2 separate regions of the Homo sapiens genome follow, and region 2 is linked to region 1. A link is a loop called in an ENCODE intact Hi-C map of the cell type or tissue named here. Cell type or tissue: GM12878. All regions are shown on one strand. Links, peaks and the distances in the headings refer to the core of each region. The heading gives the core; the rest is flanking DNA. Region 1 overlaps TSPAN5 (tetraspanin 5). Region 2 overlaps TSPAN5 (tetraspanin 5).

Region 1 (12,346 bases), core at 1,740-9,739:
TGCAAACTGCATGACTATAGTCATGATGACATTCAGGAGTCTGGGCAGCTGTGGTCTTCCTACACAGCAGTCCAGGCCTATCTTGTCTCAAACTCTCCTCCTACTCCTAATAGTTCCCCTAGAACTAAGCCAAAAAGAAAAGGGTTACTAACCCCAAACCAATGCAGAGAGCTCTCATATGAGCCTGCCCTTCTCATGAAGAAAGGCTAACAGATGATACAGGCAAGTTGCCTGGGTCTCATATTCCACTCCATTGCCTGCTAGCAGTGCAAGCTTGGGAAAGTCACTTACACCTCATGTGCCTTGATTTCTTCCCCTGAAAAGGGAGGGTAATGGTGGTATCTGCCAGTAGGAATGTGCCCAACTTAAATGAGCCAACACACATAAAGGCTTAGAATAGGAACCAGCACACACTGCTAAATTAATGCCAGCAATTATTACTCCTACTAGGAAGATTTGAGCACCATAACCCCCTACAGGAGCTACAAATACGAGTAACCAGGTAAGAAGAGGGTTCAACCAAAAAATCACTCTGCTCGTCCCATGCACACTCTCGGCATGATGTACAGAGTAGGCCAATAGTTCGCTGGCATTCACTTACTGCGGGATCTTTAGTGCAGCAGGAGAATGGAACGCCACATCGCTCTCGACTTGCATTGGAATCTGTGCAATTGAAGTAAATATTTAGGTTCCAATCATCAGCTCCAAAAGCCCCACAGCACTGCCACTAGAGCAAACAGGAAAGAATTAGAACATCCCAACTTGGAGGCAAGCAGTCACCTACACTCACACCCGCCGAACGACACCAGCTTCTGCCAGCTCTGACCTTCTTTTCTGTCCTAGACTTTATTTTTAAGCCAAACTGAACCTAAATGGCCCATATAAAATCTTCCAAATTAATTAGGGCTGAAGGTTTGTAGGGATGTGTTGGCACGTGATTTAAACAACTGATGAGACCTGTGGTGTTAGGTGGAAGAAGGGCAGAGCAGCTGTACAGCAGGGCTCAGTTAGAACAAGATCTGTTTGGCTTGGGCACGTCATTCTAGAAGGAGAAACAAGAACATTCTAGAAGGGTAAATAAGACACTAACGACAGTGGTAGTGACTGAAGGAGGCAACTGGGGTTATGGGTGGGCTAACTATAGCTTACTTTTTCAAAGTTTTGATCTCTACATTCTAATAGTTTTTTTAAAGATCTGTTTTGTTTTATGGAGCGCAGGGAGACCCCCTGAAACTATTGCTATGGAATAAAAGATGAAATGCTCCTGATTACTGGAAATACAAAATTGCATGCAGGATTGTGTAAAGACAATGCCAGGTTGGACTGCCAGAATGAGCCAACAGTGCGTGATGTGCTTCCCCCTGCAGAGAGCCTATGAATGGACGTGCAGTCAGGGAGGTTTCACATCACCAAGATTCCTATCCCAGAAAAGCAGATGTTCATAGCTCTGGGAATAGAATGCGACCTTTGTGGAGAGCCTATAAACAGACACATGAGGGGCACCTGTCCATATGTATAAGACAGGGCTATAAATGCCCTCATCTTGCCACGGCTCTTCTAGACCTCTTTAGGGTTAAGGCATACTCCCTTCTGAGAATTTCTGGTCTAACTGGTTGTGTAGCTTCACGTCCTGTTTCTATGGATTGTTTGTAACTGGCTTTTGCTGCAACTGTTACTGCTGACTAATATCTTGCTAATCATAGGTTGTGGAAAGACTGTGTTTCTGTTTTAAGGCTCTGTTAGAAATTACTGAAGCACACACTATATTGTAAATTCTTATCCCTGTATACTGTACTTTTGCATACAGATGTTATGTTAAAGAATTACTTCATCCCCATGTGACCATCTCACCTCATAATCAAATGACCTAAATCCCTCACTAACCTACCCCCACCCTCACTAAACTTAATAATAAATTCTGGTATATCCAGTGCATTGTTGGCACTGCGTGACCAGAAGGCGGTGACCCCCCTGGACCCAGCTTTCACTATCTTGTGTGTGTCTATTATTTCTCGACCTGCCGATCCGCCTGGGAACAGAGAGATCCCTGTTGCATTGCAGGCTGCTGGCCAGATCCCGCAATAATGGAGGTATAACTGACATACAATAAATTGCACATTTTAAAGTATACAATTTGATAAATTTTGACATCTGTATACATCACAAAAATGTCACCACAATCAATGGATATATAGTTGATATATCCATTACCACCAAAAATTTTAGAGGTTAACTTTTCATCATATTTGTTTCTACTCTGAGTTTGTTTAAAAACAAGTGCATGTGTTTTACATTTTCAACTTTAAAAAGTCAGTCTTCCAATTAAAATATATTAAAACAAGCGGTTAAATTCAGTGGTTCTTAAATGGGGCCGGAGTCAAAGGCTACTACACAAGCCCCTTCCTCACTTCCCTGGGATGCACTTTCTCTACTTCTCTGAGTTAAATAAATATCAAGTCTCAACCATTTGAAGACCTTCCGGACCAACAGCTACTTCTAAACATTACATTCCATGATGCAAAAAGAAAATCACATGAAACTGTAGTATTTCCGTTTAAAGCACACAGCATCCCAAGACAACATGGTCCTTCCAGGGCTTGGGTCATGCATTTCGAGGTGTGTCCACAAAGCTCCATCAATGTGTCATGCAAACTAGTCAGGAATAATGCCAGGAAAGGGATTATTAGGGAGCCTGCACCCATTAGGACCTAATAAAACAGTGAAGTCGGCTGAGGACATGAATCAGGGCTTAATTTCCCACTTAAGGGGCAGCTTACTCCAGGACGAAATGTTGCTGCCACTGAACAAAACCACATAACCCTGCTCAGTCCTGAGTGCCTAAGGAAGGGGATGGCCTCCCTCATAAAGAGTGTCAACATGGCTGCTGCCTCCCTTCATCACAGGCAGACAACTATCCAACCCCAAGAAGGCTACCGTTCACTGGGCTTCTGCTTGCCCTCCGGTCCTGCCATATACATGAATGCCACAGACACCGCTGTCCAAGTCCAAGCTCAGCCTACCCGACTTTTCAGTGCAGGTATATAAAGACCTGCAAGTTTGTAGGACCCTAACACCTTAGCCTAATATAAAAACATGTATGTCTCATTAGTGTCATAATATCCCTGTGAGTTAGACAGTAGCTAGTATTATTTCCATTTTGCTATTGGGGAAATAGGTCAAGGTCCTGTGAGCCCAGGGTCCCTTATCAGATTTTGGCACTAGACCTGTGTCTTTTGGTCCCTTGCATTCTGAGTGAAACGGGACATCTGCTGCTTTGCTGGCACTGAAAGAGCCATTTCACAGGCATGCTCAGAGACGGGAGGGAGTGGCCTGGACTCCAATGCTCAGGGATAGGAGAGAGTGGCCCGGATTCCACTGCACAGATTCTTCACTTGTTAGAAGCCACTAGGACTTAGGAGTTTCTAAGCTTTTGCTTTTAACTGCATGTGCAATAATAATATTTGGATAGGCACATTTTAGGAACTTTGTGGCAAATTATTCTGTTGATAAGTAGATTATTATGAGCTGTGAAATATCAAGGATTACCAAAAAAGGGGGCAAGGGATAAGAAAGAATCCATATTTAATAACCAAAGAAAACTTTAAACCCGGAGCAAAACAATGTTCCTCAAATGCAAATAGGAAAGGACAGCCATGATTATAACGTTTTGCTCAAGCATTTTCTTCTTTGTTCCTCTAACTTAACAGAAGTTGAAACAAGTGAAAATAGGAAATTTCCATTTAGAATACAAATCCTGTAAGTCACAGAGCAAGTCGGAAAATAATAAACAAACAAACAAACACCCATGCAGAATAGTCAGGTAGTTTCCAGCTGGCAGATGCAGAAACCAGGAGGGATGAAATTCACTGGGGTCATCGTTCAGAGAACTTTCAACTTGAAAACAAACCACTTTAAACTTACATATTCCTGGGTGAAGTCTATGAGGTTTTGCAAATCAATGTCATCCCGATATGCTCTGATGTTGTTGTTTATAAAGAAATACAGCTGGTCTTTGATCCAGTCTTTGAAAACAAATGCTAGAACTCCGGCAGTGAGCTCCAGGAAGAAAATAATTCCCAGGAACACAGAAAACTAAGATAAAAGACACATACACAGAGAACAGTTATAAGGGCTATTTTGATCATATATAGCTAAATGGTTCCTCTCTAAACAGGTTTGTAATTACATTGGATTGTTACACATCTCCAAAGCAGATAATCTTCAGTTTCTGCTGATTCATTAATAGAATATTACACTCCAAGAAAGGACTTTTAAAAATCATTTTATAATCACATTTTAGGGTCTCTAGTGTTCCATTTGATAATTAACCAACAAAGCCCATAAGCAAACATGGATAATAAGGATTTCTCATTAGACCCACATTAAGGCCTAATTAATTTCTCATGATTAATGTACTGCCAGATGCTTGTAACAATGACCTGCCCCTATCTCTAGTAAGCTTCTGTAACTTGAAAGATAGATTATTCCAATATTTTAAGATCGCCTGTCACTTGTTACTGTGGCCTTGATTCTCTATGCAATATATTCCTTTTATGGATTCAGACACCATTTTAATTCTCTTTTGCACCTGCTATACAGGGTAAAATAACAGATGTGTTCATCTTAGATGAAGGGGTCAAAGAGGAAGTAGTGGGGTGGGCAGTGACCGCGAAATGAAAGTTATTTCCCATCATAAAAACAAAATGAAACCCCTGAGTTGAGGGCTTTCCTGGGAATGCTAGCTGTGCTTGCCTTCCTCTAGGAAGCATGGGCCCCAGCAACATTTTAAGTGACATCAAAATGCAGCCAAGGGGAGACTTCCGCTTAATGTAGACAACAGGGGTTTTAAAAGAGGGGCTCAAGACCATGAGGCAACGTGGTAACTGCCCGTAACTCTGGAGAAATTCCCCTTCCATCTAGAAGACTCAGAAGAGTCTCAGCTTAGTCATATCGACTTACTGCTCACGCCCACTGTTTTTTCCACCTCCTACCATCCTGTATTCTTAACCTTCTCAAACTTTGTTGTTAAAATAGATTATGAGAAATGAGCTGTGAAGGACCAGAGGGTACAGTGCGGGTAAATTTCTGGTGACAACAGCAGAGAGGGTGACATGGGCCACAACTGCTGGGCAGAGGTCCTGAAGGCCACATGCAGAAGAACAGTGAGCAGCTGAGGAGGCAGGGGGTGCTCAGGTGGTCTGCGGTTCTATCTTCAGCAAGCAGACAAGGAGCTGCCAGCCAAGAGAAAAATGTATTGGGGAGGGGTGCAAAGGAAACAGCAGTTACTCATTAAAAGAACAAAAGACAAACAATGTTTATTCATTCAGCAAACATCTACTGAATGACCCACAATGAGTCAGGCCCTGAGGTAGGTGGGCTTTGCAGAAACAAGGATGAGTAAGAACAAGGGGTATCCTTGCCTTCGAAGATGTCCCAGTCTTATGTGATTAGGGAGGCTAGGCAGGGAGTGGGTATCTGCAGACATTAGATGTCTGTAGATCTGGCAGTATTTGTCTAGGGTGCCAAGTACTGCTCTGTGAGGGTGGGCACGGGAGGAGGAGTGGAAGGTGGAAATAAGTGTTTGGCAAAGTTTTTGGACTCCCAGGTTAAGGCCCCAATTCTAGACCCTCCAGCTCAGCCCTTCAGGTTTCCCTAGAGTTCCTGATTATATATCCTTCAGGAATTCGCCAGAAATGGAATTTAAACAGTTCTTAATTATCATCAGTGATGCCAATAATTTCAATTTAAACTTTCCCCAATCTAGAAAAATGAACAGAAAAAATATCACACCACTTCTGCTCAATGCCTACCCTACAGTGTAAATAACGCCCTGCCCTGTATTAGGCCCCACCTTAAGCATGTAAATATGAATTATGAATTATCACAGTACAGAAATGACAAAATTATAGCTAGCATGCATGAGCATACACAGGAAACACCAAGTCAGGGAAAGATTTTAATTCAGTTTTTGTTCTCACCTCCATAAAAGTTAAGTGCATTTTCCAGTTCCCCTGGTAAATTTTCTCTTCATGTTACATATTATACATACCAAAAATTGAGTCCAAATTCAATTCATATAAAATATTTGGCAGATACCTACATGCCCCAAGCCCTGTTGAGCTAATTTCCTCTATTTCCAAAGGTGCAGACACTGACTCACAGGCTTCACCCTAGAGCCTCGGTCAACCAAGAAGGTCTATTTCCATTTTGCAGTATCTTAGTTCCTAGATTTTCCCTCAGCAAGTCTCCTAGGGGAATCAGATCTTTAGAGCTATTTGGAGTCCTGTGGACGTTTACTTACTACTTATCTCATACCTTCTGTTCGAAGATTATTCCAGGCAAGTTTTTATTGTTTGTCCTAAATGGAGAGAGGCCATTTAAGATATTTTCCAAGTCTTAAAAGCCAAGAAACAACACAATTCTCTTCATTTCCAACATGAGACTTTATAAATTAAGGTGCTGATTTAGAGAAATGTGTAGTTTTCTGCCTGTTCAGTTAACACTGGACTCTTCAACTGTAAGAAATGATAAACTATATTAAAGGGGCCACCACTATAAATGAAACTATATTAAAGTAAATCACAATTAAGGGGACTGAGCAGGTGCAGTGGCTCATGCCTGTAATCCCAGCATTCTGGGAGGCTGAGCAAGGTGGATCACTTGAGGTCCGGAGTTCAAGACCAGCCTGGCCAACATGGTGAAACCCCATCTTTACTTAAAAAAAAAAAATACAATTCAGAGGATCCCAGCCAGGTATGGTGGCTCACGCCTGTAATCCCAGCACTTTGGGAGGCTGAGGCGGGTGGATCACCTGAGGTCGGGAGTTTGAGACCAGCCTGGCCAACATGGTGAAACCCCATCTCTACTAAAAATGAAAAAATTAGCCAGGCACGGTGGTAGGCTCCTGTAATCCCAGCTACCCGGGAGGCTGAGGCAGGAGAATCGCTTGAATCCAGGAGGCAGAGGTTGCAGTGAGCCGAGATCACACCATTGCACTCCAGCCTGGGCAACAAGAGTGAAACTCCATCTAAAAAAAAAAAAAAAAGGATCCCACATTTTGGGGCATGGAGGCCGAAACTGATGAAATAGTGGCAACAGATGAGTATGACCAGGACCCAATCAGGCTACAGGAAAGCTGGCAAGGTGAGCTGAGCACTGGAGCACTGAGATGCCTCAAGCCAAGAAGACTGGCAGGTTGGCAGGTGGCAATCAGGGACAGAGCTCTCCTGGGGGCTCCCCAGGTTTCTGACTAGGTGAAGAATGAAGCATTTGGTTGTGTGTGTATGAGAGAGGGAGGGAGAGAGAGAGAGACACTGTGTGTGTGTGTGTGGCAAAGGAAGGATCTGGCAGATAAGGCAGATGGAGTCTTAGGAAACTAGCTACAGCCACTGTGGTCCCATGTATCCACAAGAGAGAACCAGCTGCTTGTGAACTTATCTGTAAGACCAGGTACCCCTCGGTTCTCCTTGTTAGAATAAGTCATGCTAATTTTCAGGTTAAATAGCCTCCAAAAACTTCTCCGAGACAGAGCTGCTCAGAAATGGGCTGCCCTGGGTGGGGCACACCGTGTACCCTCTTCTCAGGGATGTTTAAGAAAAGACGCTGGAGGATGATGTGGCAGAAATGCTGGGGAAGAGAATCACACATTACATGACTATTGGGCTACTTCTTGGATATGCTTTTTTTTTTTTTTTTTTTTTTTAATGAGAATGTCCCTGGATGATGATGTGTCAACAAAAGTTGGGAATAACTGTGGTAACAGGAAATATTACACTACAACTGTTCTCTAGAAATCTCCACCATCCCCATCCTTCCTCAGCAAATGAAGGTGGGTGCTTTGGATCCTTTCTCTGTTCTTAGAAAGGGGAATGGATGCTTCGTATAGAGAGCTATGATTCAGACGCCCATCAGAGTGCCAAGCTCCATGCTGACAGGCACATTTGGCTACATTCAACAACCCTATATAAGATACATAAACGGCACATGCCATTTTCTTCTCCTTTGAAACGAGTCTCCAACGCAAAGGCTTTCACTTTTCATTCTCTATTTTAACTTTAAATACCAGTGAACCCCCTGGTGAAACCTCTCCTCTACAAACATTCACTCAGACAGTGATCACGCCAACCGCACCACATCTAAAAATTACAAAGGAGAACTTTGTACCAGCTAAGGACAAAGAAGCTTTACCTTTTACTGTTTCTCCATATTTAGCAAAACCTACTGCTTAACAGATTTAATCTGGACAGGCCACAGTCACTGTGCTTTTGCCTGGTTTCTCCAAACCAACAGCCTGCACAGCTCCCCACTTACTATGTGCATTAAAACGGTGGGAAGGAATCACTTAGAAGAAAATATATATATATACCTACCTTAGTCCTAAAGATATCTTAGGGAATGGAATCCAAGTCTGTGATATATATGCACAAAACCTCCATGGATGGCATGGTGGGGTGGTGGGGGTGGTGTTGTACTTATTAAGGAGGCACAACTGGGAATCAGGGCTAGAGAGCTCTCTCAAAAGAAAATAATGACCTGGGCCCTACTTTGGCCAGTGCCTTTGGTACAGCTCACTGTCTTGCCTGTAGATAGGGTGACCTCCTGATGGAAGGTAAAGTTTTGGCTCTCAATCTGAGAGTAGAGAGTGGAATACTTACAAACTTGAGAAGGAAAGTGTTTTCCCGTAGCGCTCCAATGCACCCTGCAAATCCCAAAATGAACATCACTCCTCCCACCACAAGGAAGAGCCAAACTGGGTCAAAGCCGCCGAGATCGGTGATGGAAGAGATGTTGGACAGAACTCCCTGGGAGCAGAAAAGAACACACAACAAGGCACGGGGATGTGGGGTCAGTTTTCCAACATGTAAAGATTATTGCATTTGTCCTTTCCCCTCCCAAAGAAAACCTTCAGAGGGCATCTGATTATCAGGTATGTGATTAATACTTAAGAGAGGAAAGAAAGAGAGAGAGAAAGAGAAAGAGAAAGAAAGAGTGAGAAAGAAAGAGAAAGAGAGAGAAAGAGAAAAGAGAGAAACAAAAGGGAGGAAGGGAGGAAGCGAGGAAGGGAGGGAGGGGGGGATGGAGGGAAGGAGGGAGGGAAACTGCTTTCTTTCCAACATCTAAACGTGTTCATATTTTTGGGAAAACTATATGTAGAGAAAAAAAAAAAAAAAAGAAAAGAAGAGCCCAAGAAACTGTCATTAGACCCTGTAAGGAGAAGACGTGGTGTTACCTTTGGTTTCAGTGTCTGCAAATATAAGAGGTCTTCAGTAAAAACAAACAAACAAAAAAAGACAGATGTATAAAAAACACACACACCCCCTGACCCCCAGAGAGGGGGGAGGTCATCTTCTGTAAGACCCAATTCACGCAGAAGTTAGACAAATGCCTATTGCAAAGCCCTTGGCATTTCTCAGGAAATAGGATCGAGCTAGAAGCTGAAAACTAACACAGCACCCGGTCCGGCTACAAACACCTACAAGTTTTTTTTTTCCAAGAAAATATCGTACCTCAGGATCTACTCTTGAGCTCCATGGGAGACCTTTATTAGGCTGAGATCCCAAAAGCCTTGTGTGGTTTGCTCTGGTGGCTGTTCTGTGGCTTGCTGTTGGGGTATTTCTTACCCCCTTCGAGTTGAAATTTAAATGATTTACAAATCAAAGGTTACTTCCTCACTTTCAACTCTTATTCTTCTTCCACAAGAACACCAAACGGACCTCGAGTAATTTCACTTTTCCACAAAAAATGACATTTCTTTACTGAAATCCCCTCTTCCCTTATGTGTGATACCATATTAAATACCACCCAGAACCTATGTTACAAGATTATTTTGAAACTGTGGATGTGCATGGGCCTTAAACAGCCAATATCACCAATATTTTAATTTTATTGAAGTTGTTTGGTACTCTCAAATCAAAATACCTCCAGAGAATCACAGTATAGTTTGCTGTAAAGCCTTAATAATAAAAAAAAATTGTTTTCAAAGCACTCCCAATAACCTGTAAGAACAGGAAGCAATCATCTGATTTTATACTTGAGGAAAATGGAACTCAGAGCAGTTTGGTGATGGGCTGAAGGTGACAGACGCCATCGCTTCTTTGAAACCAGTACACAATGTCTATTTCAGTACCAAGCAGGGGCCACACACTTGCTTCCCAGTACTTCCCAGTCAGCACTAACCAACATCTGAACTTAGGAGTTTTAAGTTTTAATCCATTTAAAGGTTGTAGGTAGGAACATTTGGAGAAGCGTATTTCGTTTGTTCTATTTTTCTGTCTGTTTCTTCCTTTAGGGGGGTGTCAACTTACGAACAATAATAGGATATTAAGAACAGAATGTATATGGGGAAATAAAGAACTCTTATAATGTAAAACTTAAACCTAATTTTAAAAAGTCTAAGGTTTAATGTCACAGACAAATGGTTGAAAGGCTATTAAAGCAGTTAGGATTGAGGTTGTATTCATTAACTTCTGAGGTGACATCAAAGAAGGCAACCACACCCTTCACAAGTCTGCATAGACCAAAGGTTTGATCCAATTTTGTTTCTTGGGTTTCCAAGCAGTGAACTATGAATATTTACTCCGGGGGAAAAGGTTGAAGGAAAACAGAAATACTCAAACCAAATTCTCCACCTATACAAATGATGCTGAGAAAAAACTTGCCAGAGAAGTCGGACAAAATCCAAGCAACAGGCTGGGTGGAGTGGCTCACACCTGTAATCCCAACACTTTGGGAGGCTGAAGTGGGAGGATCGCTTGAGGCCAGGAGTTTGAGACCAGCCTGGGCAGTATAGCGAGACCCTTTCTCTACAAAAATAAACTTAAAATAAAAAATCCAAGCAACAGTGCTAAAGGCCCAGGGTTGTTAGGAAACCAGCCTCTCCTCTGACAATGCCTTTAACCACAGATGTTAGTACCTGAAGCTTTCAGGTTATGGACCTTCTCAGCCACCGGAAGAGAGAGAAGACTTTGGGGATACATGAAGACATTCTTAAAAGACTTTAAGCTTAATTATGGGAGAAGAAGACACAGCTAACTTGGCACCAGAAAGAAGAGGTAGCAGTAGCAGAATTGACAGAGAGAAATGTCAGTTCCATCATAAAGAGGCATTTCTAATACTGAGAGACAGGACTAGCTGGATTTCCCAGGCCGAATAAGAATTCCTAAGCCTAGCTGGGAAAGGTGACCGCACCCACTTTTAAACATGGGGCTTGTAACTACTCAGCTCACACCCAACCAATCAGGTAGTAAATAGGCTCACTAAAATACAAATTAGGCTAAAGCAGGAGGTAAAGAAATTGTCAAATCATATATCGCCTGAGAGCACAGGGGGAGGGACAATGATCGAGATATAAACTCAGGCATTCAAGCAGGGAGTGGGCAACCCCTTTGGGTCCCCTCCCGTTGTATGGGAGCTCTGTTTTCACTCTATTAAATCTTGCAAACTGCACACTCTCTGGTCTGTGTTTGTTCTGGTTCGAACTGAGCTTTCACTCGCCGTCCACCACTGCTGATTGCCGTCGTTGTAGAAGCCACCACTGACTTCCACCCCTCCGGATCCGGCAGGGTATCCGCTGTGCTCCTGATCCAGCGAGGTGCCCACTGCCACTCCTAATCGGGCTAGAGGCTCGCCATTGTTCCTGCACGGTCTAAGTGCCCAGGGTTCATCCTAATCGAGCTGGATAGAGCTATAACACTCACCGCATGCATGGCCCAAGATTCCATTCCTTGGAATCCGTGAGGCCAAGAACCCCAGGTCAGAGAACAAGAGGCTTGCCGCCACCTTGGAAGCGGCCCGCCACCATCTTGGGAGCTCTAAGAACAAGGACCCCCGGTAACAATACCACCAAGTCTGTTCAATGAACCAAAGAAGGCTGCCCTGAGAAATACGGGATTCCCCAACAGGGTTGCTGATGCTGTGAACCTTTGTCAACAGCATTCTAGGAAAGATTCCCAAAGTGGATGGGAAATTAGGCCTTAATGACCTTTAGGATTCCTTTCAACTTTGAGACCGTTCTATGATTTCATCCATTTTTAATGGGCTTTTTAGTTGCGGCTCACAAGTCTGAACAAAGATCAGATTGCTCCCAAACCCTTGCCCATGATCCATGGTTGTACATAAAGAGCTCAGTGGGTAACAAAGACGATGATCTGAGCAACTCAGCAAAGCAAGCAACAAGCTAGCAAACATACCTATGCCCGAAATAGCAAAATAATCCCTCCCCCAAAGACAAAGAAGTATGATCCCAACTGTCAGGAGATTCCTAGATCATCTGCACTCTCTGGGTTTAATTTGGAGGATAAAAATTGGCTTCTCAGACAAACTCATTTTAATACTTACTCTCTCCAGC
Region 2 (12,346 bases), core at 2,924-10,923, 120 kb after region 1:
TCTGTTTATATGCTGGATTACATTTATTGATTTGCGTATATTGAACCAGCCTTGCATCCCAGGGATGAAGCCCACTTGATCATGGTGGATAAGCTTTTTGATGTGCTGCTGGATTTGGTTTGCCAGTATTTTATTGAGGATTTTTGCATCAATGTTCATCAAGGATATTGGTCTAAAATTCTCTTTTTTGGTTGTGTCTCTGCCCGGCTTTGGTATCAGAATGATGCTGGCCTCATAAAATGAGTTAGGGAGGATTCCCTCTTTTTCTATTGATTGGAATAGTTTCAGAAGGAATGGTACCAGTTCCTCCTTGTACCTCTGGTAGAATTCGGCTGTGAATCCATCTGGTCCTGGACTCTTTTTGGTTGGTAAACTATTGATTATTGCCACAATTTCAGAGCCTGTTATTGGTCTATTCAGAGATTCAACTTCTTCCTGGTTTTGTCTTGGGAGAGTGTATGTGTCAAGGAATGTATCCATTTCTTCTAGATTTTCTAGTTTATTTGCGTAGAGGTGTTTGTAGTATTCTCTGATGGTAGTTTGTATTTCTGTGGGATCGGTGGTGATATCCCCTTTATCATTTTTTATTGTGTCTATTTGATTCTTCTCTCTTTTTTTATTAGTCTTGCTAGCGGTCTATCAATTTTGTTGATCCTTTCAAAAAACCAGCTCCTGGATTCATTGATTTTTTGAAGGGTTTTTTGTGTCTCTATTTCCTTCAGTTCTGCTCTGATTTTAGTTATTTCTTGCCTTCTGCTAGCTTTTGAATGTGTTTGCTCTTGCTTTTCTAGTTCATTTAATTGTGATGTTAGGGTGTCAATTTTGGATCTTTCCTGCTTTCTCTTGTAGGCATTTAGTGCTATAAATTTCCCTCTACACACTGCTTTGAATGCGTCCCAGAGATTCTGGTATGTGGTGTCTTTGCTCTCGTTGGTTTCGAAGAACATCTTTATTTCTGCCTTCATTTCGTTATGTACCCAGTAGTCATTCAGGAGCAGGTTGTTCAGTTTCCATGTAGTTGAGCGGCTTTGAGTGAGATTCTTAATCCTGAGTTCTAGTTTGATTGCACTGTGGTCTGAGAGATAGTTTGTTATAATTTCTGTTCTTTTACATTTGCTGAGGAGAGCTTTACTTCCAACTATGTGGTCAATTTTGGAATAGGTGTGGTGTGGTGCTGAAAAAAATGTATATTCTGTTGATTTGGGGTGGAGAGTTCTGTAGATGTCTATTAGGTCTGCTTGGTGCAGAGCTGAGTTCAATTCCTGGGTATCCTTGTTGACTTTCTGTCTCGGTGATCTGTCTAATGTTGACAGTGGGGTGTTAAAGTCTCCCATTATTAATGTGTGGGAGTCTAAGTCTCTTTGTAGGTCACTCAGGACTTGCTTTATGAATCTGGGTGCTCCTGTATTGGGTGCATAAATATTTAGGATAGTTAGCTCCTCTTGTTGAATTGATCCCTTTACCATTATGTAATGGCCTTCTTTGTCTCTTTTGATCTTTGTTGGTTTAAAGTCTGTTTTATCAGAGACTAGGATTGCAACCCCTGCCTTTTTTTGTTTTCCATTGGCTTGGTAGATCTTCCTCCATCCTTTTATTTTGAGCCTATGTGTGTCTCTGCACGTGAGATGGGTTTCCTGAATACAGCACACTGATGGGTCTTGACTCTTTATCCAACTTGCCAGTCTGTGTCTTTTAATTGCAGAATTTAGTCCATTTATATTTAAAGTTAATATTGTTATGTGTGAATTTGATCCTGTCATTATGATGTTAGCTGGTGATTTTGCTCATTAGTTGATGCAGTTTCTTCCTAGTCTCGATGGTCTTTACATTTTGGCATGATTTTGCAGCGGGTGGTACCGGTTGTTCCTTTCCATGTTTAGTGCTTCCTTCAGGAGCTCTTTTAGGGCAGGCCTGGTGGTGACAAAATCTCTCAGCATTTGCTTGTCTATAAAGTATTTTATTTCTCCTTCACTTATGAAGCTTAGTTTGGCCGGATATGAAATTCTGGGTTGAAAATTCTTTTCTTTAAGAATGTTGAATATTGGCCCCCACTCTCTTCTGGCTTGTAGGGTTTCTGCCGAGAGATCCGCTGTTAGTCTGATGGGCTTTCCTTTGAGGGTAACCCGACCTTTCTCTCTGGCTGCCCTTAACATTTTTTCCTTCATTTCAACTTTGGTGAATCTGACAATTATGTGTCTTGGAGTTGCTCTTCTCGAGGAGTATCTTTGTGGCGTTCTCTGTATTTCCTGAATCTGAACGTTGGCCTGCCTTGCTAGATTGGGGAAGTTCTCCTGGATAATATCCTGCAGAGTGTTTTCCAACTTGGTTCCATTCTCCACATCACTTTCAGGTACACCAATCAGACGTAGATTTGGTCTTTTCACATAGTCCCATATTTCTTGGAGGCTTTGCTCATTTCTTTTTATTCTTTTTTCTCTAAACTTCCCTTCTCGCTTCATTTCATTCATTTCATCTTCCATTGCTGATACCCTTTCTTCCAGTTGATCGCATCGGCTCCTGAGGCTTCTGCATTCTTCACGTAGTTCTCGAGCCTTGGTTTTCAGCTCCATCAGCTCCTTTAAGCACTTCTCTGTATTGGTTATTCTAGTTATACATTCTTCTAAATTTTTTTCAAAGTTTTCAACTTCTTTGCCTTTGGTTTGAATGTCCTCCCGTAGCTCAGAGTAATTTGATCGTCTGAAGGCTTCTTCTCTCAGCTCGTCAAAATCATTCTCCATCCAGCTTTGTTCTGTTGCTGGTGAGGAACTGCGTTCCTTTGGAGGAGGAGAGGCGCTCTGCGTTTTAGAGTTTCCAGTTTTTCTGTTCTGTTTTTTCCCCATCTTTGTGGTTTTATCTACTTTTGGTCTTTGATGATGGTGATGTACATATGGGTTTTCGGTGTAGATGTCCTTTCTGGTTGTTAGTTTTCCTTCTAACAGACAGGACCCTCAGCTGCAGGTCTGTTGGAATACCCTGCCGTGTGAGGTGTCAGTGTGCCCCTGCTGGGGGGTGCCTCCCAGTTAGGCTGCTCGGGGGTCAGGGGTCAGGGACCCACTTGAGGAGGCAGTCTGCCCGTTCTCAGATCTCCAGCTGCGTGCTGGGAGAACCACTGCTCTCTTCAAAGCTGTCAGACAGGGACACTTAAGTCTGCAGAGGTTACTGCTGTCTTTTTGTTTGTCTGTGCCCTGCCCCCAGAGGTGGAGCCTACAGAGGCAGGCAGGCCTCCTTGAGCTGTGGTGGGCTCCACCCAGTTCGAGCTTACTGGCTGCTTTGTTTACCTAAGCAAGCCTGGGCAATGGCGGGCGCCCCTCCCCCAGCCTCGTTGCCGCCTTGCAGTTTGATCTCAGACTGCTGTGCTAGCAATCAGCGAGATTTCGTGGGCGTAGGACCCTCTGAGCCAGGTGTGGGATATAGTCTCGTGGTGCGCCATTTCTTAAGCCAGTCTGAAAAGCGCAATATTCGGGTGGGAGTGACCCGATTTTCCAGGTGCGTCCGTCACCCCTTTCTTTGACTCGGAAAGGGAACTCCCTGACCCCTTGCGCTTCCCAGGTGAGGCAATGCCTCGCCCTGCTTCGGCTCGCGCACGGTGCGCACACACACTGGCCTGCGCCCACTGTCTGGCACTCCCTAGTGAGATGAACCCGGTACCTCAGATGGAAATGCAGAAATCACCCGTCTTCTGCGTCGCTCACGCTGGGAGCTGTAGACCGGAGCTGTTCCTATTCGGCCATCTTGGCTCCTCCCTCCTGTTTTTTTTTTGAGACAGTGTTTCTTTTCACTTCTGTCACCCAGGCTGCAGTGCAGTGGCGCGGTCTGTGCTCACTGCAACCTCCACCTCCCGGGCTCAAGCAATTCTCCCACCTCAGCCTCCCAAGTAGCTGGCACTACAGGTGCGTGCCACTATACCCAGCTAATTTTTGTTTTTGTAGAGATGGGGTTTCACCATGTTGCCCAGGCTGGTCTTGAACTGCCAAGCTCAAGCGATCCATCCACCTCAGCCTCAATCTCCCAAAGTACTGGGATTACAGGCATGAGCCACCGTGCCTGGCCCCTCCTAAATTTTTTATGTGCCTTAGTTTCAGGTATTTGAGAGAGAGTCTCATTTTCTACGTTCAAAGGCAGGAATAACAGGAACTTCAGAGTTATTGAACATAAAAGACTCAGGAGAAGAGGAAAATGCACCAGAAAGTAATTCTGTTCTGTTGTTATTTATACTCCTTAAACAATAAAAGGACAAAGTTTGCCAAAGAGCAACAGGAAAATCCTGTTAAAACATACACTTCAAAAAATCTCCAAGAGCTTTCTGAAAATAACACACAATCCAGAGGCTATTTAGAAAGAAGCAAAATGGACAAATAATATAAAAGTGCGAAATAACCCCCAATTTCATATAGATTATAATCTAAAAAGCCATTTTAATTTTTTTTTATTTTTGTTTTTAGAGACAGGGTCTCACAGTTTCACCCAAGCTGGAGTGCAGTGGCATAATCATAGCTCACTGTAGCCTCCAACTCCTGGGCTCAAGGGACCCTCCTGCGTCAGCCTCCTGAGTAGGTAAGACTACGTGCACATGCCACCATGCCCAGCAAAAGTCATTTTTAAACTGGTCTTTTCAAACTTGGAAAGTCAAATCTAAAGAAACAAGGTCATAATCAGCAGTAAAATTTACAAGAAGCACCACAAATGTCTTTACTTTTTAAAAGAAACTTTTTAAAAAAATTCAACTTTGAGGTATAATTTACATAAAATAAAATATATTCATTTTGCATTACCATTAAGTGTGTTTTGACAAATGCATCCAACCATGTAACCATCCCCACAATCAAAATATACAGCATTCCCACCACCCCAAAAAGTTCCCTTGTTAGTACCCCCATGTCAAACTCCAGAAAACCACTGATTTGCTTTCTGTACCTACAGACTAGTTTTGCCTGTTCCAGAACTTCATATGAATGAACATTGTATGTGGTCTTCTGAGTTTTATTCCTTTGACTGCACAATTTTTCTGGAATTCATGCATGCTGTTGTATGTATCTGTAAATTTGTTCCCTTTTGTTGCTGAGTAGTATTCCATTTTATGGATATACCACAATTTGTTTAACCATTCACTAGGTGATGGATTCTTGGGTTGTTTCCAGTTTTTGGCCACTGTGAATAATGTTGCTATGAACATTCACATACAAGTCTTTTTTGTGGACATGTTTTAACTTATCTTGGGTAACTACTAAATGGTTTTCCAAAATAATCACACTACAGATATATCTTGGAGATATGCAGGTTCCATTCTAGACCACAGTACTAAGGCAAATATTGCAATAAAGCGAGTCACACAATTTTTTTCTCAGTACACATAAAAGTTATATTTATACTATACTGCATCTAGTAAGTGTGCAATGCCATCATGTCTAAAAAATGTACATACCTTAATTTAAAAATACTTTATAGCCAAAAATGCTGAAAATCATTTAAGCCTTTAGCACATCGTAATCTTTTTGCTGGTGGGGGGCCTTGCCTCAATGTTGATGGCTGCTGACTGATGACGGTGGTGGCGCTGAAGGTTGGGGTGGCTGTGGCAATTTCTTAAAATAAGACAACAATGAAGTTTGCAGCATTGATTGACTCTTCCTTTCACAAAAGATTTCTCTGTAACATGTTATGCTGTCAGATGGCATTTTACTCACAGTAGAACGTCTTTTGAAACTGGAGTCAATCTTCTCAAACCCTGTTTTATCAACTAAGTTTATGGAATATTCTAAATCCTTTGCTGTCGTTTCAACAATGTTCACAGCATCTTCACCAGGAGTAGACTTCATCTCAGGAAACCACTTTCTTTGTTCCTCCATAAGATGCAACTCCTCATCCATTCAAGTTTTATCATGAGATTGTGGCAATCAGGCCCATCTTCAGGTTCCACTTCTAATTCTAGTTCTCTTGCTATCTGTATCACATCTGCTGTACCACATCCACTAAAGTCTTGGATCCCTCAAAGACATCCATGAGGGTTGGAATCAACTTCTCCCCAACACCAGTTAATATTTATATTTGTACCTCCTCCCATGGATCATGAAGGACCTTAATGGCATCTAGAATGATGACTTCTTTCCTGGTTTTCAATTTCCTTTGCCCATATCAATCAGAGGAATCACTATATAGTCTATGGCAGCATTAGAAAATGTATTTCTTAAATAATAAGACTTGAAAGTCAAATTCCTCCTTGATTCATGGACTACAGAATGGATGTTTTGTTAGCAAGCATGAAAGCAAATTAATCTCCTTGTACTATAAGAGCTCTTGGGTAACCAGGTACATTATCACACTGGAACAGTAATATTTTGGAAAGGATCTTTTTTATAAGCAATAAGTCTCAACAGTGGCCTTAAAATATTCAGTAAACCAGGCTATAAACAGATGTGCTGTCATCTGGGCTTTGTTGTTCCATTTATAGAGTCAGCATCATTCTTAAAGGCCCTAGGATTTTCGGAATGGCAAATGATCATTGGCTTCAACTTAAAGACACCAGCTGCATTAGCCCCTAACAAGGGAGTCAGCCTGTCATTTGAAGCCAGGCACTGACTTCTCCTCTCTAGCTATGAAAGTCTTGGATGGCATCTTCTTCCAATAGCAGGCTGTTTCATCTACATCAGAAATTTGTTGTTTAGTGTAGCCACCTTCATCAATTATCTTAGCTAGATCTTCTGGATAACTTGCTGAAGCTTCTACATGAGCACGTGCTGCTTCACCTTGCGCTTTTATGTTATGAAGATGGCTGCTTTCCTTAAACCTCATGAACCAACTTTGGCTAGACTCCGGCTTTTCTTCTGTAGTTTTTTTCTCCTCTCTCAACCTTCACAGAATTGAAGACAGTTAGAGCCTTGCTCTGGATTAGGCTCTTGTTTAAGGAGTGTTGTGGCTGGTTTGATCTTCTATTTAAAACTTTCTCCATATCAGCAATAAGACTGTTTTGCTTTCTTATCATTCATGGGTTCACTGGAATAGCACTTTCAATTTCCTTCAATAACTTTTCCTTTGTATTCACAACTTGGCTAATGGTTTGGCCCAAGTTTTTTGGTCTATCTCAGTTCTCACCATGCCTTCCTCACTAAGCTTAATCATTTGTAGCTTTTGATTTAAAGTGAGAGACATGTGACTCTTCCTTTCACTTAAACACTGAGAAACCATTACTCATCAGCCTAATTTCAATATTGTTGTGTCTCAGGGAATACGGAGGCCTGAGGAGGAGAGACAAGAATGGCCAGTCGGTGGAGCAGTGAGAACACACACATTTATTAAGTTTGCCTTCTTACATGGGCGTGGTTCATGTCACACCAAAACAATTACAATAGTAACATCAAAGATCACTGATCACAGATCACCATAACAGATATAGTAACAATGAAAAAGTATGGAATGTCGTGAGAATTACCAAAATGTGACACAGAGACATGAAGTGAGCACATGCGATTGGAAAAATGGCACTGATACTCTTGCTCCATGAAGGGTTGCCACAAACCTTCCATTTGTTAGGAAGCAAAAACCCAAAAACCAAAAACATAATATATGTGAAGAGCAATAAAGTGAAGCACAATAAAACAAAGCATTCCTGTGATTAATGGTAAAAATTAAAGGTTGACCCACAAATGTCTTTTTAATCTGCAGCATGTCTGATACGATCACTATTGGTCTGATAAGGAGGAAGCCTGTGGTATAAGAAGGTTATTGAGAATTTCCTCTCCTTTTTTGGCAAAACCAGAAACACTTTACTCATTTCAAAATTTCTTTTTGACAAAGCCTCACTTACCTCTCTTCCACTCCCTCTTCTCCACAGATGCCTAGGTACTCACAGCTCTCATATCAACCCTACTCTAAATCCCTGAGGAAGCTACAGAACCTGGCCTACCCTCATTTGAAGTGTTCTGTTTCCAAAACTACATTTTTCTCCTTTCCCTCTCTTCTTCCCCTACAATCAACGCTTTTGCCCTGCGACAGAATTGCTCATGCAGAAGATTAGGAAAGCAAGCTGATTAAATAGACATTTATGCAAGGGACTGGTAACCCCTTTAAATGAAGATGCTCAAACACGGGTGCAAGAGATGGCTGTCTCCATAATTCTACAATGCTGCTCTTCTTCCAAACAGGCTCCTAACACATATGACATACAGCAATGCAATAAAGTGAAGTGAAATAATACCAGGTATAATAGCAATGAAAAAGTTTGGAATATGGCGAGAAGGTGGCTGTATGCTGTAAAGTGGGGAAAATTTTACTTTACCACTGTAGTGTGGGAAGTTTACTGTATTTACAGTCTAGACCTACCTAGCCAAATTCTCTGTCCCTCAATGTTATGCCTGCTTTTCACAGCTTCTTTCCTTCTTCTATACCTTTGAACTCAAAAATTCTCAAAAGTCTCAGGTTCTTTTCATTAGAACCCATAGTAACAGTGGTGGCAAGGAGATGTCATTTGTAGACTGCATATCGCCATCTGTACTACAGTAAGCTCTCTAATCATTTTACCTACTAGTTCCTTTAGACTCCCCCCTACCAGGCACTTTGCTTTACAGCTTTGTCAATCCTAGGAACAAATACAGACATCCTTTGCTGAGGAACATCTCCCCACCATATCACTGATATCACACATGTTCATGATGTTGCTAAAGGACATTTACCCTGGGCCTTTTATAAAAGATCAGATTTCTCAAGTATAAAAGCAATTTTGCTATCAAAACAAATCTGTTGTCAATACATTTTGAGGCTAATACCATGATTAGTTGGCCAGCTCAAACTAGCGCATGGAAGAAAAACAAAATCAGTGCCTTGGATACACCAATGCCACTGTGGTGTTTGTCTTCTGCTATCTCAATTCATGGGAATAAAGTTACCCAGAGAGCTTACCTATCAGGCAGGAACTGGACAGAACAGTTGTGGCCTATGCAACCATCTCAGAGTGTTAGTGGAACACACACACTCAAGTGGATCAGAACTGTCTCAAACAATATAAATTTAATGTGGTGGTTGATCTTGCTGTGGGTTACAGATGCTCATCTCCTTCACAATGGAAAATAAAATTGGTGCCCACTTCAGCTCCTCAGCATTTCTTATCTTACTCTCTGGCTACTTACTCTGAAGGCTGAAACCAGCTCCAGTCATCAGAGAACAGAAAAGCCACAAAACCCCTCTAATCACTTCCGAGTTATGCAGACTCTAAGACAGCCCGATCCTAATGGACACTTGAGAAACAACTACTTTCTTGAATTTCTGGAATTACTTTGGTCATTTTGAACGACCGCTCTATTGGACTGCCATTTCCTTTTCCCTGTTTGATGCTTACTGAACCTCTGGAGTGTATGAAAACAGGCTGAACTAGCATGAAAAAAAAAAGAGAGTATCAGTCATTTCAATCACGCAGCACTGCACTGAGGTCTTGGCACTCTGTGATCTCGTAGTACTGCAGCACCCAGTAAACTCATTATCATCACTCCGGGAAATGAAGCCAAAACTCAGTTCATGTAACTTTCCCCATCACCAATCACCCAGGCTTCAAATATGTTCTATTCTTTACACCAAACCCCTAAAAAAGGGGTGGTTATTTTAGTCAATTCCCGGGCTTTGTGAAGACTTCTTTCCACAGAAATGAATGCTTTGTAATGCTAAGCAGATTCTTACACTGAAAACTGTTCTAACATCTCGTCATCAAAATGACAGAGCCACTGCATCCTTGACACGGTGCTGTTCTGGAACTGAATTGGTGAGATGAATCAGCAATGAACTGTCTTATAAAACAGCTAACATGACATGATATGTATTAATGGGAACAAGGCACGCAAAGACTATGAAGTAATGTCTTTACCATTATCTAGGCAGTAGTGGGATTTATACTTGAATACTATATTTAGTCTGAGGTTTCCATTTTTAAGATGTACGAACAAACTAGAATAAGCCCAGGGGGCTTACATTTAGAGAAATATCTGTTCCTAAGTGTGGAAGAAAATTTTACAACTACAACTACCTTCATACCCAAAAAGAGGGAGAGAGAAAAGAGAATATTTACTGAGCACATACTACAGTCTCAGTACTCCTTATGTGACTATTTAATCTCTAATACAACCCTAAAGAGCAGGTCTCATGCCATTTGTCAGATGTGAAAACCAAGGCTTGGAGATGTTATGCAGCTTGCTCAGGGACACTCAGCTGAGATTCCTCAACCCTTTTCTCCCACTCAGACTTCACTCTTACAACATCCAACTGCTACCAGGCACTGTGACTCAGTAGATCCCAAACTGAATTCACTCGCTCTACATTTTAAATTATATAATAAATTAAATACAAAATAAATATTTCAGTATTTCCATGAAAGAAGTCAGTTTGTGAAGGTTTAAAAAACAATAATGGTAAGTTATTGCTTATGTGTTATCTCTTTTCTCTTTTTTGTTGTTGTTGTTGTTGAAACAAAGAACTATTTTCAGAAAGTCTGGTGACCTACTGACATCATCAAAAACCGCAAGGTTTGAAAGAGTCAAACATTTTAATATAAACTTGAAGCAGTAACTGGATTATCAGCATATCAGAAAAAATGTGCCAATTATCAACCAACAACTTGGCTAAGGTTCAATTGTGGGGGCACTAATCAGTTCACTGAGCATAATATCGCATCACCCTTCCAAAGTTGGTGCCAGAACTGTTTGGTGGACAAAGTAACCAACACACGACCGGTCAGCTGAGAAGAGCAGAGACATACCTCTGCCCTGCCCTACCTCCTAATTCAGCAGTCACTACTCACTGTGACCTCCTGCATGAATCACTTGAGTCTCTGACCCAAAGAATGTCCAAAAGATGACAAGCATACAATTTTTAAGAAAAATACTCCATAGTATACTGAAGTTCACTTATAAGACTAATTTAAAATACCCAGTTTATACAGCCTTTTAAATGGCTTAGCCACAAACTGTCAATCCCTCGGAATACTTCATCCCTGTGAATAATCACAGGAGGAACTAATTTTTAATGGCTTCTCAACAGTCTAAAAATGGAGGTGTACATGTGGCTATTTAAAATTCACCCATTTATAGTTAATGTGTTTTTGATACTATATCTTAGCTGCCCATCCAGCATTGGTCAAAAAAATCACGAACCATTGTGAAATAAACACCTCCCTGTAGCTCCTCTCTGCTGTGTGGACTTCACGGAGTTGTCCCCACACAACCCTGCCTCTGGAATCCAGCTTGTCCTTGTTACCTGAGGTGGGGCTCATGTTGACACCACCATTTGTTTTCTCTGTCTATGGCATCTGTATGCACACGGCACATTTCTCCAAAAGGGACACTGAACACTTGTTTCTGCACAGCAGTAACAGCTGCTCTGGGCAATCAAGACCATCTAAAATTATGCACATCACAAGAGCCTACATTTTAAATCAGACCACCCTAAACAAACTCCAATCGAGTGAAAATCTACCTAGCCATTTTCATGTGATGCAGTCACAGAGCAAAAGAAGCTTGATTTTATTTCTGCAGATTACCTTTATCTTTGAAGCCATCTTTGCTACATAAGGCAACTCATCAAGTTCAATTGTTGTCTTACCCCATTCTGAAAGGTTTGCCCTTGGATCTGTACTTTTCAAAAGAAAACAGGACAAACACAAAACACTCATACCATAAAGACTTCCAAAGCATTCTTAGGTTTGCTTTATGAGCTACTCCAGGAAGGTTACGGAAACATCTTTCCACACTACATGCTATTTCTGGATAAAACTATAATGGATATACAGGTAGATAATTCTTAAACATAAACTATGTAAGTGTCTAAATATTTGACTTCCCCTCATCCTCCACCCTACATCAAACACCATTATTAAGAAAACATACTTTGAAGTATTTATGTATTAGGGTTCTTGGTTATAGTTTTCCAAAACGACAAAAAAGCTATTATTAGCAACAGCTTAAGTGAGACAGCTTATGCAATTATTGAACATATATGAAAGGCAATGAGGAATTAAATGCAGAGGTTTTTAAAATTCCTGAATTTTTGTGACTCTTTTTGAAGAAAAGGAGCAGAAAAGAAAGCTCTGCAGTTTGGTAAAGAAACGTCATTTGGTTCTATAAAGGCTTTACGGTGATTCTCACTCCAACTTTAAAAATATGTTTTCATCTTTAGGGGGCATTTATGAGTAGTCACAAAGTAAATTATGTGCAAGAAGGTGAAAGAAAGAGTACTTCCTAAAGAGGCGAGGTGCAGACGGATGGCTGCAAAGGGCCTCCTCAGCTCAACTCCCCATAGTGGGGTGGTGTGGCAGGGGGAGGTGGTGAGGCAGTTGGGGGAAGGGAGCAGCCGGGGGACCTGCCATCCCAGCAGA

What was found. Hi-C counts contacts between places; a loop is a spot of excess contacts. Peaks named below come from ENCODE experiments on the same cell type or tissue, not always from the same donor. Only the 100,000 strongest peaks of a DNase experiment are listed, where the experiment ranks them.
Region 2: it touches region 1 in a loop (2.4-fold over the local background); 2 of 110 quality-filtered maps call a loop at or near these places.

Annotation. Positions count from the first base shown.
Region 1 is chr4:98,478,084-98,490,429 of GRCh38, forward strand. It overlaps TSPAN5 (tetraspanin 5), which reads right to left. Exons shown (of 8, transcript NM_005723.4): 3 at 8,655-8,801; 4 at 3,922-4,092; 5 at 602-727. Among named protein-coding and RNA genes, the nearest start is that of TSPAN5, 170 kb to the right of the region's middle. In GM12878, for the core only: no CTCF peak of the experiment used is centred there; a DNase peak (open chromatin) is centred at 4,958.
Region 2 is chr4:98,594,718-98,607,063 of GRCh38, forward strand. All of the region lies in intron 1 of TSPAN5 (tetraspanin 5), which reads right to left. Among named protein-coding and RNA genes, the nearest start is that of TSPAN5, 58 kb to the right of the region's middle. RefSeq lists an enhancer at 2,868-3,466. In GM12878, for the core only: no CTCF peak of the experiment used is centred there; no DNase peak of the experiment used is centred there.